2 separate regions of the Homo sapiens genome follow, and region 2 is linked to region 1. The links are chromatin contacts, found by Hi-C or POLR2A ChIA-PET in ENCODE. All regions are on one chromosome and are shown on one strand. Each heading gives the region's core, a stretch centred on a gene start or an enhancer-like site at or near the end of the contact. The rest is flanking DNA. Distances are from core to core; before and after follow the strand shown. Region 1 overlaps LINC01934 (long intergenic non-protein coding RNA 1934). Region 2 overlaps LINC01934 (long intergenic non-protein coding RNA 1934).

Region 1 (4,723 bases), core at 1,961-4,460:
TGTTTTCCTCATTTTAGAGTTTCACATCTTAGGGTTAAGTCTTTAATCTATTTTGATTTTTATATATGATATGAGATAAGAGTCTACTTTTATTCTTCTGCATATGGAGATCCAGTTTTCCCAGCACCATTTCTTGAAAAGACTGCCATTTCCCCATTGTGTATTCTTCGTATTCTTGTTGGAGATTCTTTGGCTATGTTGGTATAAGTTTATTTCTCGGCCCTCTATTCTGTTCCATTGGTTTATGTGTCTGTTTTTATGACAGTACCATGCTATTTTCACTACTATAGTTTTGTAATATTTTGAAATCAGGTAGTGTAAGGCTTCCAACTTCATTCTTTTGCTCAAGATTTTTTGTCTATTTGAGGTCCTTTGTGACTTCATATGAATTCTAGGATTGATTTTTCTATTTCTGTAAAAAATGCAATTGGAATTTTGTTAGAGATTGCATTGAATCTGTAGATCGCTTTGGCTCCTCTGGACATTTTAGCCTTATTAATTCTTCTAATCCATGAACACGGGCTCTCTTTCCAATTATTTATGCCTCTTCCATTTCTTTCATCAGTGCTTTATAGTTTTTAGCGTAGGGATCTTTCACCACTGTGGTTAAATTTATTCCTAAGCATTTTTTAATGCTATTTTAAATGTGATTGCTTTCTTGATTTTTTTAGATAGTTTTTGTTCCTGACTTGTTTTTGGCTCACATTAGTAGATATAGTTAATCATGTACCATCTTTTCCCCTCCATTTTAAAGGACATGTATAAAAGACAGATTAAGAAGAATGCATGATTGGTCAGTAGCAGCATTTTATTATCCACACTAGCTTTTAACAAAGCTAAAATCAGGTAGTCAATATATTTGTAGTAGAACTGGCTAAAAATCCAACTATTTTTTAAAAGTGTATTTTTGTTGCTGTCATATCTATATGTTAACTTTACCTCATGAAAATGAAAAAAAAACTATCTTAGTATAAAATGAAATAAATGTACTTATATTCTACTCTCTTCTATGAAGTATTCTGCTCATTGACCATCTATAACTTATCAAAAAATTCTGACATTAACAGGATAAATAAGATAGATTGAATTGCCTGGATATCTACCTAAGATTGTACTAAAAACTTGTGGACATATATACAGAGAAAAAGAAGCTACAAATTTTGACTCATATTCTCTGCCTGTCTGAAAGAGTAGAAGGACCATATACCAATATTTTCTGACTTTAATCACAGGGGCAAACATACCCTGAGTTTTACAATTTTTTAATGAACCAAGGTTGTAATAAAAGAACTCAACTGCACAGTTTCAGGAAACTGTTGAGGTGGATTTTCCTGCTCTTTACTTAAATAAATTTAAAACCAGAAATAAAAAATCATGAAAAACTACTTCCATGTGTATATTTTAATAGAGTTGAGGCCATGGAAGATCTCCCTTAAGATTTGCTGGCTTCCTGTTTGTGTCTTGCTTGTATCATTACACACTTAACCTGCCCCATTTTTCAATTTATTGCTTCCAATAGCATTTTAAAGGTGTCTTTTTTGCTGGCCCATATGGAGGATGTTGATTCTGTTGTTCCAATAACAGTATGAAATATAGTTTGTGGTTGCTTTTTGGGCTAAAAGAAACTCATTACAATTTCCTGTTCCTTTGTGTGTCGCCAAAAATGTTATTGTTACTCAGGTCTGGAGATGTCTTTAGAATCTGTGCTACTTTTTAGACTTTTACATCAGCACATTTTTGTAAATGCAGCAAAATTTGTCCCAACAATTGAACTCCAAAGGATCAGCGATCTTCATCATTACCAAAGACAAGTAGGAAAACAATCAAACTTTTTAGGGGAAGCAATTCTTACAAATTTCTAAGGAGAGTCCATTTGTGCAGTTCTTTTTATGTACTACGCAACATAAAGGGCTAGAACTCTTCACTCTTCTACAAGTTAAGATTGTAAAAGAATCAATCACAAATCGAAAAGGAAAAGAAAATGGAAAATATTTAACAAAAGATTATAGTTCTCTAAAGCTTTGCTACTCAAAATGTGGTCTGTTTCACATCAGCTGGATGTCCAAAATCAGAACCTTAGGCCTTACTTCAGACTTATTAAATAAAAATCTGCATCTTAACGATCTCAGGTGATTTGTGTGCACAGCCAAGTCTCAGAAGCACATAGTTTCTATTCAGTCAACAGAGTAATTCCAAACTTATCACCAGATGATCTTCTTATAAAGCCTTGAAGTTTACATAGGCAAACTGCTTTGTAAGTACAGCCAGAATAATTTTTGTTTTAATCTGCAACACAAGTAAATTAACCTTAGTAATATGGTCAATTTAGTTTTTAATTGCTATTGAAAGTTTAAAGATAGTTAAGCTTAGAAAAGAATGTACAAAAGTTAAACGTCAAAGGTTACATTTAGAAAACCAAAATACCTACAAACATGCTGTAAAATGTCCATGTGTGTTTAAGTGCATTAATCTTCAAATTCATGCTTTTCTTTTATTACTTGAGTTGCTGACGGGATAGTTACTTTTGACTTATATGAGTATAAAAATGCCACTGGGGAAGGAAACATGTTTTTCTGTTCTCAAAATTCAAACTGGCTGAATGAATTAAGCTCAAACTTATGAAAATAATTCACCTTCAGGCTGAGCCTTTCTTATTAAAGTGGCAACCGGAGTTGAGAGTGACTTGAGTGGCATTTGTGAACACCTACAATGATAGGTTTTAAAAAGGGATATTTTCTCCCTTTAGCATTCACAGTTGATCATTATTTTTGAAAACTGATTATTGTTATTTGTTCTATTATTTTCATGCCTATTGATCTGATGGTAGAGAGATGTTTGTTTTCTTGAATGTTTTCATTTTTCATTTTTTTCCTCCTTTCCTCTGTTCTTTACTTTCTTTCTCTTTTTCTCCCTCTCTGTCTTTCTCTCATTTAATTATTGATTGCCCCTTGTGTGCATGGCTTTTTTTCAGACTACAGAAAGATTTAAAAGAAACAGAAAACATAACTCTTGTCTTCAAAAATATCACAAATTCCTAATATTTTCCTGAGTTAATATTCCCTCTCAACATGCTCTACCAAACTGTTTCTCTTGTGGTCATTATATATTCAGGGCTAATTCTGTTTTTAACTTTGTTTTCTTTGTTTCTCCTTCCTCACCATCCTTGTTTTGTTATAAGTAGATCAACAGTTACTATGGAAACATATCACTGTTTTGGGTGTGGTGAGTACCACAATTTATATATGATTCTTAAAATATGAGTACATGAAACTAAGATCGCACGTTACCCTTTTGATATTCATGCTTTGTTTCTAGATATGCTTAGCCTTGACTAAGATGTCTGTCATTCTATAAAACAGCTTTTACTCAGTTCAACACATTTGAAATTCTATTTCAGACATACCGAAAATATTATGTTAATCACAAACATGTTTGTATTAAGCAAAAATTCTATTATTTAATATCTTGCATAATTAACAAGATATAGTAGAAGGATATACTGATATGGTCCTAAAATAAATGAGTTGTATCCAATTCTATAACAAATTTGCTAATCCCATAAATCCTGAAAAAGAAATCAAAGCAAATGAATGTAAATATTAAAAATATACTTTAAAGTCTATATTTTCAGACCTGTGGAATCTTGCCTATGGAAAGGAAGGGGAAGTTTTATTTTCCTTCATTTCATGCCACAGAATGAACAGTGTTGGTAGGAAAAATTCTTTCTCTACCAATTTAGGCTTGAGTGATGGGACCTGTGAATTAATTGACAATAGACCCAGTAGTTAAATAAATCCCTAAATAGAAGGATTTATATATCAGTTTAACAAAGTGGGTGGGGAAATTTAGAGTTGCAATAGCTGTGGAAGGTTCTATTGGACATTTTCATCCTAATGACAATAGGCAGTCTCCTTCTTGCCTAAAAGCTCCCCCATACGGGGGGTTAATGGCAGCTGTGTTTTCCAGGAGGCTCTACTTTTGCCAGAGAAGTAAAGTTTAGATAAAATTTATTTCTCCCATCAACAACTTTTCCAAATTTTCTCACTGAACTTTTGTTTAAAAATCTATGTTTTGCATTTATAATACAAACTGATTATCCCTAATCTGAAAATCCAAAATCTAAAATGCTCCAAATCCCAAAACTTTTTGAGTGCTGATGTCATGCCACAAGTAGAAAATTTCACACCTGATCTCCTTTGATGAACTGCAGTTGAAGTTCAGCCAAAACTCTGTTTCATGAACAAAATTATTAGAAATATTTTATAAGACTACCTTCAGACTACATGTATAAGACGTATAGAAAACGTAAATTAATTTTTTGTTTAACCTTGGTTCCCATCCCCCAAGATATCTCATTATATATATGCAAATATTCCAAAATTTGAAAATATTCAAAATCCCGCATTGATCCCAAGCATTTCAGAAAAGAGATACTCAACCTGTATACATCAATCCTCATTACAGTTGACCCTTGAATAGCATGGGCTTGAACTGCACAGGTCCATTTATACATGGATTTTTTTTTCAATAAAAGATACACCAAGTATAACTACCTTTCCTGCCTCCTTTTCCACCTTCTCACCTCTCTGCCTTTGCCACCATTGAGACAGCAAGACCAACCCCTTCTCTTCCTCTTCCTCCTCAGCCTACTCAACGTGAAGATGATGAGAATGAAGACCTTTATGATGATCTGCTTCCACTTAAAGAATAGTAGGTACATTTT
Region 2 (5,306 bases), core at 83-2,582, 82 kb before region 1:
CCCTCATGACTTCAAATGCATATGGGATCCTTTTACCCACGATTACCCCTTGCTTTGACTCTTTAGATGTTTTAAAAGGGAAATGTCTTTATATAAAAAATGTGCCTGGGCAATGAAAGAGAAGAATGTATATTTTGCAGAAAACCAAGCTCTTCCTCCATCACTAGCAAAATTTCTAGCTCAGTCTAATCCTCCACTTTCTCTTTCTTGAATTCCAGCAACAACCTCCCAGCTTGTTTCTCCATAGGTACTCTGACGCCCTCTAAATTGTTGTTTGCATGAACAATTCATATTTGATTATATTAACCCCTTCTTCTCTTCTATATACCTATGCTTAAAATTCTTTAATGGTGTTCCTTTGTCCTTAGGAAAAGAAGACAAACTCTTCAATATGGCTTACAAGGCTTGGCTTCCTTTTCCAGCCTCATCTCATTCACTCCATGCTTTCCCTTTTCTGAGCTCCAGTCTCACTTTCCCTTTTTCATGCCCTGAAAGCCCCATGCTCCCTGTTACCCACACGTAGCTCCTTGTACTTTAAACATGATTGTTCGTAGCTTTCACTCTGTTAGTTTCATGGTTTCTTCAAATACTAACTAAGTTATCACTTCCACAGAGAAGCTTTCCCTCTCCAACATAATTTGTTTTTTTCCCACAGAATTATATTCCCATAGCACTGGCTTTTTCTCCTTTATATCACTTAATATAGATGAAAATTTACATTTATTTTGTGTAATTACTTTAATATTTATCTTTCTTATTACACAAAGGCAGGGATTATGTTTTTCAGTTTTTGTTTGTTTGATTTTGCTTAACTTTGTATCCCACCACCTAAAATAATGCCTGCAATGTGGTAGCAGCTCTATAAACACCTTTTTTTCTTCAGATAAATGAAAAAAAATGAAATCATATGGCAAGAATTTGAAATAAATCTTTACTAAGTCTACTGTGATTATTTAAGACTAGAAATTATGGCCATTAAGCTACCTAATTGTATTAGAGTTTTCTTGGATCAGATGATTTTGGCAAACAAATTGAACTTGAAAGAGGGGATTGCTGTAATTTCATCTGAATGGACTCTACATGGAAAGTGTCTTGACACATGAAAGAAGACGAATCTGGGATGGATGCTAACCTTTTTGGTCTTCACAAATAGAGATTGGGAGTTGATCAGCATGTCCAAAATGCCAATGTGAGGAAATATGTAGTCATACTGTAACAACATTTATTGAGTTATTACTCTGTGTTAGACATGCTAAGTTCTAAACCTGTGTAACTCATTTATATTCTCAGCAGTCTTCTGAGATGTTCGTAGTATTGTCATCTACATTTCATAGAAGAAGAAACTGAAACAGGTTAGGTAACTTACTCGTGGTCACAGAGGTAATTGGTGGATTTGAGGATTCACAGGATTCTAAAATCGAGTTGCTGCACTGCCTTCTTTAAAAAATTAACATTTTTGAGTTTTGTCTAGGAAGTGGGAGTAGGAAATGAACAATTTGTTTTGTCATAAGTAGAAGTATGAGAGGAACACTTATCTTTAAGAATAAGTGCAGACTTTTTGCTCTCCTCAAAATATCATCTTCATTATAATTCCAAAAATATAATGAAAGAAAAATTAAAATGATAACCTATCTTATTCTTACAATTAACTTAAGATTTTTTTGAGTTATTTCCATCTATATACTGGAATCTTAATACTGACCTTGGCATTAAAGTCCAGGTAGTATTAATAATATGAATGTTACATTTGTGTTATTATTCTACAGTTTATTAAGTGCTTTTACTTATATAGTGGATTTAATTCTTCTGAATACTTCATAATTATATCCATTTTAATAATATGAAGGTGAGTGTTAGAGCTCTCAAGCATACAGTAGACGGCTAAGTTAGGGCTAGCCTATAGATTCTCTGACTTTGGTCCAGCACGAAGGCTTTTCTATGACAAAGCCCTTTAAATGCATGAAACTTATAGAGCCATCTTCTTCTGGAATACATATCTGCATATAAAGGGTCTGAGCACTACTCAGCATATGCTGAAATATTTTGTTGCAATGTGTTTTGAGTTCTGCTGTGAAATTTTAGTAAAATTGATTAAACAGTTTTTCCTATGGAAAAGAGAAAAATGAAATCATTTTAAAAAGAGAATCACCATTCAAGATACACACACATATACATATTTTCTTCATATATACTTTATACATAAGCATTAGTATTTATTTTACAAGACTGCAAAAGAATTATGATTAACATTTTCTTCAGAGCTCATTAGAATCATGATTTCTAGTAAACAATAAACTGACCTTAATGTTGCTATTTTCTTATTGTTAGCTGCTGGGAATAACAACAAATACAAAACATTTAAATATATGGTAAAACAATTAAAATGGCATTTTTGTGATATGTCATATTAAGGCACAAAGGGCAGAGTTTTTAATGTAATAATTATGGCCTTTATTTTCCTGAAAGTTTGTTTTCTTCAAGTTTTCTTTTTAATCTTGCTCTGTTTACATCAAAGCTTTAAAACTATCTTCAGTGTAACCTTAGCACAGGAAATGAATGACAGCAGGGTAGCTGGTCTGACCTCAAGACCTCCATATTTTTACTTTGAGGGCCTCAGCGCTCACATGTACTGAAACTCTACCAGCATATAGCAAAGTGCAGTGAAAATAAAATCAGAAAAGACTTCCTCAAGGTTGTTTTTTTTTTTTTCATAGCCCAAATAATAGTATCATGTGCATTTCCCATCAGGTTTGGTTTAGAATTTTCCATACTGTGTTTATATTGATACGTTGCCACAGTGCCTCCTACTGTGGTAGGAAGTTGGGAAATCTATGGTTGTATAAAAGTATGATAAAGAAATGAATTCAATTTTATTTTTAATTAGAACATCCCTAGATATAAACTGATAAGGTCAGCCAGGAGTTGTATCAGAATTTGCAGTTGGTTATCTAAAATCAAAATCGCAGGAGGCAATGTTCCTATGTTCTAAGTTGAAAGCTGAAATGTTGCAATGTTTATGTTTTTTAGCAAAATACAGTAAGTAGTTCCTTTTTAACAGTTTTGACCTTTTCAAAGAAATTAAAGGCCAGAAAACCTCACATGTTGTTGTAGTCCTCCATCGGTGAAGCAGAAAATGTTATCAAGTATTGTATGTCTTGTTTCTGGTGTGGTCTTTGCAACACAATTGTGAAAAGCCTTTGCTACTTGGGAAAAGAGAAAAAACCCTGACGCTGAACACGTGACAGATAATAGCAGTGAACATGAGCTCAGAGACCTGGGAGGGAGTCCTAGTCCTGCTACTTACTAGTCTTAGGACAGGCTCTTCGCTGCTAAGTGACAGAAAGTATAGCTCGCAATTCCAGCCCTACTGTGTTCGAAATTGGTGGGTTCTTGGTCTCGCTGACTTCAAAAATGAAGCCATAGACCCTTGTGGTGAGTGTTACAGTTCCTAAAGATGGTGTGTCCAGCGTTTGTTCCTTCAGATGTTCAGATGTGTCCGGAGTTTCTTCCTTTTGTTGGGCTCATAGTCTCACTGGCTTCAGGAGTGAAGCTGCAGACCTTTGCGGTGAGTGTTACAGCTCCTAAAGGTGGCGCATCTGGAGTTGTTTGTTCCCTCCGGTGGGGTTTGTTGTCTCACTGGCCTCAGGAGTGAAGCTGCAAACTTTCGCCGTGAGTGTGACAGTGACAGTTCACAAAGCACCCAGAGTTGTTCCTTCTTCCCATTCCCAGTTGTCTGTCCCTCCCTGTGGGTTCGTGGTCTTGCTGGCTTCAGTAGTAAAGCTGCAGACTTTCACAGTGAGTGTTACAGCTCATAAAAGCAGCACAAACCTAAAAAGTGAGCAACAGCAAGAGTTATTATGAAAAGCAAAAGAACAAAGCTTCCACAAAGTGGAAGAAGACCCAAGCAGGTTGCCGGAGAGGGTTTGGGTGGCCTGCTTTTATTCCCTTATCTGGCCCCACCCACATCCTACTGATTGGTCCACTTTACAGAGAGCTGATTGGTCCGTTTTACAGAGTGCTGATTGGTCCGTTTTGACAGAGCGCTGATTGGTGCATTTACAATCCTTTAGCTAGACACAAAAGTTCTCCAAGTCCCCTACCCGATTAGTTAGACACAGAGCGCTGACTGGTGCGTTTACAAACCTTTAGCTAGACGCAGAGTGTTGATTGGTGCATTTACAATCCTTTAGCTAGACAGAAAAGTTCTCCAAGCCCCCACCTGACCCAAAAGCCCAGCCGGCTTCATCTCTCAATGGCACTACCCACGGGACTTTGGGGTACATAGCCAGGGCACTCTGGCAGCCCAGAGGGAGCTCCTCCCACGATCAAGCGCAGCAGGCGCCCGCAGGCCGAGCTGAGTGCAGGGGCTGCGGAGCCCGCGCCCACCCCAAACCCGCACCTGCCTGCGAGCGCCTTGCGCAGCCCCGGCTGCCACGGGCGCCTCTTCCTCCACACCTCCCTACGAGCAGAGGGAGCCGGCTCCGGCCTTGGCCAGCCCCAGAGAGGGGCCCCCACAGCGCAGTGGTGGGCTAAAGGGCTCCTCCAGTGTGGCCAGAGTGGACACCCAGGCCGAGGAGGCATGGAGAGCAAGCGAGGGCTGCTAGCAAGTTGTCATCTCTTACTACCTACCATTGCTGTAGTGCAGCCACAGCATCTTATGTATGGTGGATTTGTGAAGCTTTACACTACTGTTACATGGTTTCTCAATCATATTTATCGTTTATACAAGAGCTCACAAATTAACAATTCTTTTACCTTGTTTCCAAATACCAGCATAGTCACAAAATGAATGACTCAGGAAGTGTAGATCTAGAAGAACCAGATAATTGCACATAAGTTTGGTGAGATCAGCATGGTTGTTATGTTGTGGGTGTACTTTGTTAGCTGTCTTTATTTTTATTCTCAGCCCTTTGTAGTGCTTTAAATGGCAGAGGTTTTGAGAATGGGTGTCCCAATGACGTTACTGAGGGCTGAGGTTAAGCATTACATAGAATGGTGGTACTTAGTTGTTGGCCATGACTGGTTTCCTCACCATCTGTGTGAAAAACTGTCAAAAGTACGTATTATTATGCTGATCACCAGGCATGGATACCCAAGTTTCCTGTGGTGGCCTGACTCTGCCATGTTGCTATAATTATAACATAAAATATGGCATGTTTTCCTATTACTCTTGAGTTAGAAAACATACAAGCCAATGCCACTGAGGAGTGTAGTGGTGGAATACACCAGTAACAAGGGGCATCTAACTTTGGTGCCTTTCACTCTTAAAGCTCACCTTGTATCTTAGCAAAGAATATACTTGACCT

What was found. A loop is a pair of places that touch in the nucleus more often than their neighbours do. ChIA-PET counts read pairs that join two places held with the same protein, here RNA polymerase II (POLR2A). Pooled maps may share reads with other maps.
Region 2: a pooled map shows a loop between it and region 1 (5-fold over the local background). The contact joins two enhancer-like sites. A Hi-C loop is called at or near these places in 6 of 50 pooled maps. POLR2A ChIA-PET finds 5 or more read pairs at or near these places in 4 of 52 experiments (CD8-positive, alpha-beta memory T cell, HEK293, activated CD4-positive, alpha-beta memory T cell and 1 more).

What each region holds. Positions count from the first base shown.
Region 1 is chr2:181,221,826-181,226,548 of GRCh38, forward strand. LINC01934 (long intergenic non-protein coding RNA 1934) reads left to right here. Exons shown (of 5, transcript NR_130784.1): 2 at 4,646-4,710. Among named protein-coding and RNA genes, the nearest start is that of MIR4437, 81 kb to the right of the region's middle. Within about 2 kb of position 3,211, at least 2 of the 41 ENCODE cell types and tissues checked have a DNase peak (open chromatin) inside an H3K27ac peak, as active enhancers do.
Region 2 is chr2:181,141,404-181,146,709 of GRCh38, forward strand. The region is part of intron 1 of LINC01934 (long intergenic non-protein coding RNA 1934); the gene reads left to right. Among named protein-coding and RNA genes, the nearest start is that of LINC01934, 20 kb to the left of the region's middle. Within about 2 kb of position 1,333, at least 3 of the 41 ENCODE cell types and tissues checked have a DNase peak (open chromatin) inside an H3K27ac peak, as active enhancers do.